3 separate regions of the Homo sapiens genome follow, and regions 1 and 3 are each linked to region 2. Evidence: chromatin loops called from intact Hi-C (ENCODE). Cell type or tissue: A673. All regions are shown on one strand.

Region 1 (2,500 bases), 630 kb after region 2:
GGAATAGAGGATCATCAAGTACCACGCAGGTGGTACTTGACATCTACAGGGGTCCCTTTAACCCATCTAGAGGCAAAGGAAGTGTGGCAGTCTGGGCCATCTCAGATGGCTCTCTGGACTGCGGTCCCTCTGGAGCCAACCTGTTCAAGTTGGCACACAAAGCTTCCCTCTTAGCTGGGCCTCCATCTGTCCAGGCAGACCCAGTCACATAGTTTTGGGAAAGCAGTCTTGGGCAACCTTCTCTGGTCAGAAGGAGAATGAAAGACCCAGAGGTGGTAGTCACTGGACCCTGAGCAGGAGTCTTAGACATCCAGGGAGACAAACAGTCCCAGCTATAAGGACCTTGATTTAGCCTTTGCTGGAGAAATTATGATTAATGTACCTGAGGAGGAAGTTATCTGGGGTTTGAAGCTGTTTAAATGTCCAGGAGCAAAAGGACGTTAGGTCACCAGAGGCATAAAAGGAACTGAAGGGCCACAGTACTAAGAGAGAATCTCAATGACCTGCCCTCTCCTAGGGAGAAAGGAAGATGGAAGATAAGAATGAAGATGTTCTAATAGAGGGATGAAGGAAGAGGCGCTGCTCAAATGTGCTGGAATCACAGTGATGAACACAGAGCAGTTCTCCAGCATAGCCAGCCACCACGGGGATCCTGCACTGTGCTCTTACCACTACCCCGGGCACCCAAGATCAAGTGCAGGGGCTTCTGCCAGGGATTTGAGACGAGGGCAGCAGACCCTCAAGCTAAGCCTTCTAATTCTAGAGAATGTATTGCTATTGATGAAGGTCTGCCACGTAGATAGCGATTAGGTTTTTTTGTTTGTTTGTTTTGGTTTTTTAAAGATGGTGGAGATGAACAAAAATGGGAGACACATCCATCCTGGCTTGCAGACACCTTTCTGTCTTCGAAGGTGTTAATTCTGCCCAAGTAACCTCACCACACATTCATGTGCTGGGCCCACAGTGATGCTTATAAGTGAAAGAGTTATTGCCAGAAAATGTAGCTTGTGGATGGAAGGGACATAGTATTTCTCACCACCGCACTGGAGCTGAGTAGAACAACTTCAAATACAAAATATAAACTCACCCAAAATATTGACATGCGTGAATGTTGAAGTTGTCTTCAGTTCTACCTTAATCAAATTGGCGAACATAATCCAGTCTTACTAAGACAATTAAAGGGACACTTCTATAATTAGATGGAAAGGTGTTTTTTTGTTTTGTTTTTTCTAGGGATTTCATCATCCACCTTGCCAACAATCTAAAGAAAAAAACATGCAGATCTTATGGCACTAGAGCATACTCTAGTGGTGGTGAAGAAAAGCAAACACTTCCAAACTGCTATCTGTATCCACTGCTGGGGAGTACTAGGTAAATACTTCTTGTTTGGGCAAAAGGTTAGGTAGGATTGCCTCATAAAACAGCAAAGAAAATGGATGGAGCACTGTGTGACAACTCCACGCCATGTAATTCTCCCCTAAGAATAAGGCAAGTTCTGTTTTATCCAATGCTCAAAGCCAAAGGCAAACAAACAAGAATTATTAAAAATCTTAAAACAATCTAAAATAACATCCTACACCGTGAGGTTTTAGCGAAGCTTTTGGGTTTTTTTTTTTCTTCTTCTTCTTCTTAAATCTGAGCCACATTTAGACTTTCCCCTTAGAGATTCTGTTTAAAGAAAGGAGAGGGAGCAGATAATAGATATAATACCTAAAGCAAACTCCCTTCAGCCGTGACAGTGTTATTACAAACTTGAGTGAGTGCCATTATTTCGAATAAATCAAAACAATGGACCAGAACCAATTTTACATAAGAAAATATTGTTCAATTTGTTGCAAGCCATGGTGAAGACTCCTCTGGTCTGTCAAGTGATGGTTAATATAAGTAAGAACATCTGTCCTTGTTAAAGATAGCACTCATAAAAGCAAACTTATACATTTAACCAAGTAAACTCATTGCCATATGCTGTGTGTGTCTCCAAACTGAGGGAAATATATTCCCACGGTTTTAAATGTAAATTATACTCTTACATTCAAACTAACATGAACTAAAAGGAAGAAAAATCCAACATCACCACACACATAAAAAATAAAAAAACTTTTTTTAAAACCAGAAGCTTTGTGTTCTATTGTGTTTAGATTTAAAATATGGAACTATTTAGAAAGAATTAAAGAGATTATGTTTATTTGATTTCAAGTTATCTCAGCAAGAAACATATTTTTCATACCTCTTTGGAAGAACAGCAGGTCAAATGACACATTTGTGAGTGACTGTTTGAAATATTTCAGCCACGCCGCAGGGTCCGCCTGACCTGGGCACCGTAGATCGAGGGAACAAAGGCTTATGTTTTAAAAGTTCCTTTAAGAGCCTTTCTGGGGGAGGGGAAAGGGGGACACGGGAAGCTGTCACAACCTCGCTTTTTATTTTTATCCTATGACACTAATCAGTTTAATTATATTTCTAACCCATGACTTGGGATCATAATTAATTCTTCCAAATG
Region 2 (2,500 bases):
AACAAAAGGCATGAAAATGGCGGCTCTTCTGGGTATGGAAAAAATTTTCCTTTTCCTACATATTGACAGCCAGAGGGGGTTATTATTGAGAATATGGGTAAAGTTACCGCCAGTTTCTGCTGGTACTCATGTTTAAAAAGAAACTATGGAAACCAGGAGAAGGAATATTAATTAAGTTCAAATTTGGAATGTCTTTGCCAGGAGCAGATGAATGAATTCAATGAAGCAACCTGTTGGGTTGTAATTCAGTGTTTTGTTAGTACTTTAATAGAATGCTGAACTTTTCAGAAATTAATACTTTGTTTTAATAATCTTATTAAAAAGTTATTTCTTGATAAGATTAGTCCTGGAATGTGATTTTTTTAAATTTAAAGAACCAGTATATATTTTCTTTCTTTTTCACAATTTTAAATATTCTTATTGGTTATAACTAAAAAATGTTTAATACATTTAAAAATATTAATACATTTACATGTCAATAAAAAGCACAAGAAAATAAGAGGCAAGTAAAATGTCTTTCCCCCTCCAAACTTTCTGTCTCCTCCTACCTCTAGATGAAGAAACCTGTTATCAGTTTGTTGTGGATACTTTAGAGATATTATTTGCACTTAACTACTGGCCTACAAGGGCACCAACTGTTCCAAGGCCCTTTGATGATTACATCTTTTGAGTCTTATTTCCTAAGAACACATGCTTTTTAAAATAATATTTTCTAATAGTGAAAGTAATATGGATGCCTGGAGAGGGTAATGCTAATGAGAAAATACAAAATGGGGAAATTATTCACCTGAATAAACCTGGAGAGTTTACAAATAAAGCTTCACTGGTCACTGAAGGGTTTAAAGGAAGTTTCCACTTTACAATGTAAATATGTTGTGGTCGTCTTAGTTCTTAGACTAATTTGCTTCTTTCTGGTGGGGAGGATAGCAATTTGAGAAAACACTGACTAAATCGAAAATCGGCTCCATTTAAATGTGAAGCTGCGTTCTAAACACAAGCATAGTCTGCTGAAGGGCTCTGAACATTAAGCTGCATGCCTTGCTGAGTTTTATTCCAAATAGACAACAGCAGATGGTAACAATGCACTTCTCATAGATGGTAGGAGGGAGGCAGTCTTGTTTCAAGTAATACTATTTCTGGGCGATAATCCAAAATGCGCAGTAGGCAGAAGTTAAAAGGAGGCGCTTGCTTTTAGGTTTTAAAAATATATCCCTTAATCCTGGGTGATGATTGACAATCATGATTTAGAGTATGAGGGGCCTCTCTTTAATCCTGCAAGTTTGATGTTATTTGCGTATCTAGTAGGGCTTTTATTCAACTAAAACTAAGTGGAAGCCTGTGCAATTGATGCCGCATTTCAGAATTGATTCTTGGCCTGGTACTCTATTTACAGATTAGTAAGTACACAGGATCTGTCCTCCTCCTCATCTTTTTGAAATTTAAAGGTTCTAAAAGGCACATTTACAATTAAAATATTTATTGCTGTGTAAGAGTATGACCAGGAGATGACTTTTTTCTGTATAATTTAATTTCTTAAGAAGCAGTCTGTAAGATTATATTAATCCTGATTTGATTATCAAATTATGATATTAGCTATTGGTATTTATAAATGATTAAAATGTTGTCATTATTGACTTCATGTGCTTCGGTATAAGTTCTTTGGAGAAATTTTAATGAATTACCTCCAAGTCTCTTGCTCCTATTAGGTTTCTTGCAAAGCTTTTCTAAGGAATAGATCAATGTTAAGCCATTATATTACAATTGTTTTATCAGCTGTGACAATAATTTGATTTAAAATCACACATTAAAATAAAATTAGTTAAATCATAAACTCCAAAACAAGATGTCATTAAGAAAGGAAAATATACAGGAGTGAAAGTTAACAAATTTTACAGCAGAAACAGGAGTAATTTTTTTTGAGGCACTTAAGCACTGCGGTCAATGTCTTTGTCACAGTTCCATTCGACAAAGCGAAATAGACTACATGTGAAGCCCAAGTGTCTTTCCTGTATTCTCATGATGTTTTAAATTATGTAGTTTTTGGAGAATGTTTAAGAAGTTAAATACATTCATTACAGAAAATTTGGAAAGTACAGAAAAGTATGAAAAGAAAATAAACATGACCTTCATTCCCAACAGTCACTATTGGGCATCGTCTTCTATTTTTTTTTCTTATATTTTGTTGCAAGGATTTAGATATAAGGGCTAAAATGTACTTCCCAGGAGACATTCTGGCTGCTAGGAGTGTGTAGAAGCATTCAAAGTGGGTTCCTCTGGAGTCGGGTGAGTGACACAACCTGCTACAGGTTTGGTCTGTATTTTGTAAGCTGCGTCAGCAGAGCTTTCTATGAAAACCCCAGTGATGGGATCCTTTGTGTTTAGAATATATTCTAACCTAATAAGTGCATGTTGATAATACCTCTTTCTGTTAACATTTCAAAAGCCCGTTTTGCTGTAGAATCATGCATTTGATATTTAAAAGCTAATGAATCCAACTGAT
Region 3 (2,500 bases), 380 kb after region 2:
GCGCACTCCCGTAATTCGTTAATTGCTGTAAATCCCAAGGACGGCCACATTTGAGTACACATACAGTATAAGAACCGACAACAAAGCGACGAATTAATTACCAACTTCATTAACATAGGTCCCCAAATTAAAGGCAGCGAGCTGTTTCTTTGGGCCCACTGGCCGTGGTGGTGATGGTAGTTGGTGGTGGGTGGGTGGCGGGGGGTGGGGTATTTAGGAAGAGATTTTATTTTTCTTTTCCTGCACTGGGTGTTGTGAAGCAAGAGCTGTCTTCTGCTCCCACCCCCACCCAGCTTATTCACACACACTCACCAGTTCCACTAGCCACCCCCCACCCCACACTCCGCCCAGTCTGTTTTTGCTTTTCTAGGGACTCGGATCCGTTTGAAACCTGTCCGGTCCCTGCTTTCTATGCCAGGCAAAAAAGTTGGGCTGGGGGTCGCACTCTCCGGCTCGGGCCCCCAGGTCCCATCACTTCCCAGCCTCTGGGCTCGCAGCCCGGGGCTCGGGCGGCGCCAGCCCAGGTAGCTCCAGGCCTCGCAGTGTCGGTCGTTTGGTGGCGTTTGTTCTAACACAGAAACTGTTTCCAACGGGGGCCTCCCTCGTTCGCTCTCTTCCACGATATCTTGTCGACCTCACACTCGCATCCTCGAGGCCCGATGTGGTCCCAGCTACTTCTCCTAAATGGGCCCTGAGATTAGATTCCGGGGTTCGTGTTCCCTGCAGTCTGTCGTGGGCTTCTCAATTCCAAAAAACCCCAGGAACCTACCAGAAGCCGGGGTCTCTCACTCGGGGATCATTTATTTATATGTGTAAGGATATTTATAAGGGCGTAGGGAATAGAGAAGACACTGAGTTTTAGAAAATAGTTTGTTCTTGGACTTGTGTATCTTTCTCTCTCTGTTTTCCCTACATGCCCACATCGCACTCCCAGGCCTCCCTCCTTTACCCTTTCTGGCCGTCAGCGTGCTCTGGCCCTGTCTGAGACGGCATAGTGGTGTTTTTGAGTTTCAGTCTGACTTGCTTTCTGCCTGTCATCCACACACTTATTGCTGGGGTTGAATGTGATAACCCAGTCACTCCCTAACCCGCCATTCTCCAGCATTTACTTAAATATTTTTATCTTCCATCTTACATTGCATGGGTTTCCTTTCTTCCCTTCCCTAAAAACAACAACAACAAAAAAAAAAAAAAAAAAAAGAGAGGAAAGGAAATTTCGGAGTAAAGGAAGCAGGGGAAAAGAGGGTAAGAGAAGAACTCCCTGTCCATCATTTTAATTATACAATTAGTTCACATGCTCCGGCCCATAATGTATATTTTAAGCAAAGCCCAGTGTCTTTAAAGAACATTCTGGTAATGTCGGAGGCCTGGATTTGTTGCCTGCTCGTCCCCCCGTGCAGCAGCGGCCTGTTTTCCTCCCCCTGTTGTGTGTTTTTATTATTTTCCCTCTGGCTTAGATGTGTCAATCATTCTCTCCCTGCCATTGGTTGGAGAGTTTGCGTCAAAAAGTTGCCAGAGAGGCGCTTTCTCAGCAAATCTCCCTGAGAGCGGGACCGGCCTCAGCTCCAACACAGCCTCCACTGTGATTAAAAATAAAAATTGCTAGAGCAGCCCTCACTCGCCACATCTACTTTGTATGTATTGCAGAGGGGCCCACGCGTGTTTAGAACTCTAGCCGCCTTCCTCATTTTCGTTCTTTAAAAAAAATTTTTTTTGGTTGTGTTTGACTTTTCATGGAAGGGTGAAGACTGCAAGGTTTCTAACTCAATACTCTTGATTTCTTTTAGGATAGCTGGCTATTTGGAATTTAAAGGATATTTGACTTTTTCTAACCTCCCATGAGGCTGTAAGGTAAGTGTCCGTCTGTCTTGTCTATATCCATATCTACGTGTCCCCGTGTCTGTCGGCCATCACCCCAGTACCTCCAATAGACCGACCGATGCCCCTCTGCGAACGTGGAGTTCTGTAGGCGGATGTATTTTTTCTCTTACAAATTTTGAGGTGTAATAACGATCGTTGCAAAAAGAAAAATGTGATCTAGAGATGAGAGCGGTAGTGGGAGAGAGGCAGAGAGCGTGCTCCTGGGGGTCGTCGCTTCTGCAAAACGTCGTCGAAACGCTGCGAATGTAATCTGGGGTGTTTTGGAAGGTTTTGTTTGTGGTTTTGTTTTTATGTCAACGCCGTTCTGGGCTTCTCCCGCGATCTTTGCGTTTTGGCCCCCAGATTTGGTTGGGGTCGTTTGGATGGATCCCAGGGACCTTTTTAGAGTCCGAGACAAAAAGATGCAGATGTAACTAGATGGATGGATTGAAACAACAATAATAAAAAGCCAGGCGCCTCCTTGGGCCCGCGCGCCGGAAGCTCGGTTCGCTTGCGGGTCGGCCTGGGCCGGGGGCCGCCGCTCGAGCCCCTGTCGGCCCCTGTTGAACGTGAGCGGAAACCGGAGCGGATAACCGAGGAGGCTGGGAGCGCTGGCTTCTCGTCCGCCCCGGCGCTCACT

The links. Peaks named below come from ENCODE experiments on the same cell type or tissue, not always from the same donor. Only the 100,000 strongest peaks of a DNase experiment are listed, where the experiment ranks them.
Region 1: it touches region 2 in a loop (6-fold over the local background); 13 of 110 quality-filtered maps call a loop at or near these places.
Region 3: a loop joins it to region 2, with 5 times the contacts of the local background. A loop is called at or near these places in 2 of 110 quality-filtered maps.

The regions. Positions count from the first base shown.
Region 1 is chr14:56,554,938-56,557,437 of GRCh38, reverse strand. No RefSeq gene overlaps it. Among named protein-coding and RNA genes, the nearest start is that of TMEM260, 24 kb to the left of the region's middle. In A673, a CTCF peak has its summit at 1,317; a DNase peak (open chromatin) is centred at 1,297; H3K27ac peaks cover 1,524 bases.
Region 2 is chr14:57,187,886-57,190,385 of GRCh38, reverse strand. No RefSeq gene overlaps it. Among named protein-coding and RNA genes, the nearest start is that of EXOC5, 80 kb to the left of the region's middle. In A673, a CTCF peak has its summit at 1,107; a DNase peak (open chromatin) is centred at 1,115; H3K27ac peaks cover 709 bases.
Region 3 is chr14:56,809,510-56,812,009 of GRCh38, reverse strand. It overlaps OTX2 (orthodenticle homeobox 2), which reads left to right and starts at 1,531. Exons shown (of 5, transcript NM_021728.4): 1 at 1,531-1,634; 2 at 1,788-1,851. It also overlaps a transcript of OTX2-AS1 not described here. RefSeq lists an enhancer at 1-151. In A673, no CTCF peak of the experiment used is centred here; DNase peaks (open chromatin) are centred at 39, 199, 989, 1,489 and 1 weaker place; H3K4me3 peaks cover 2,353 bases; H3K27ac peaks cover 2,500 bases.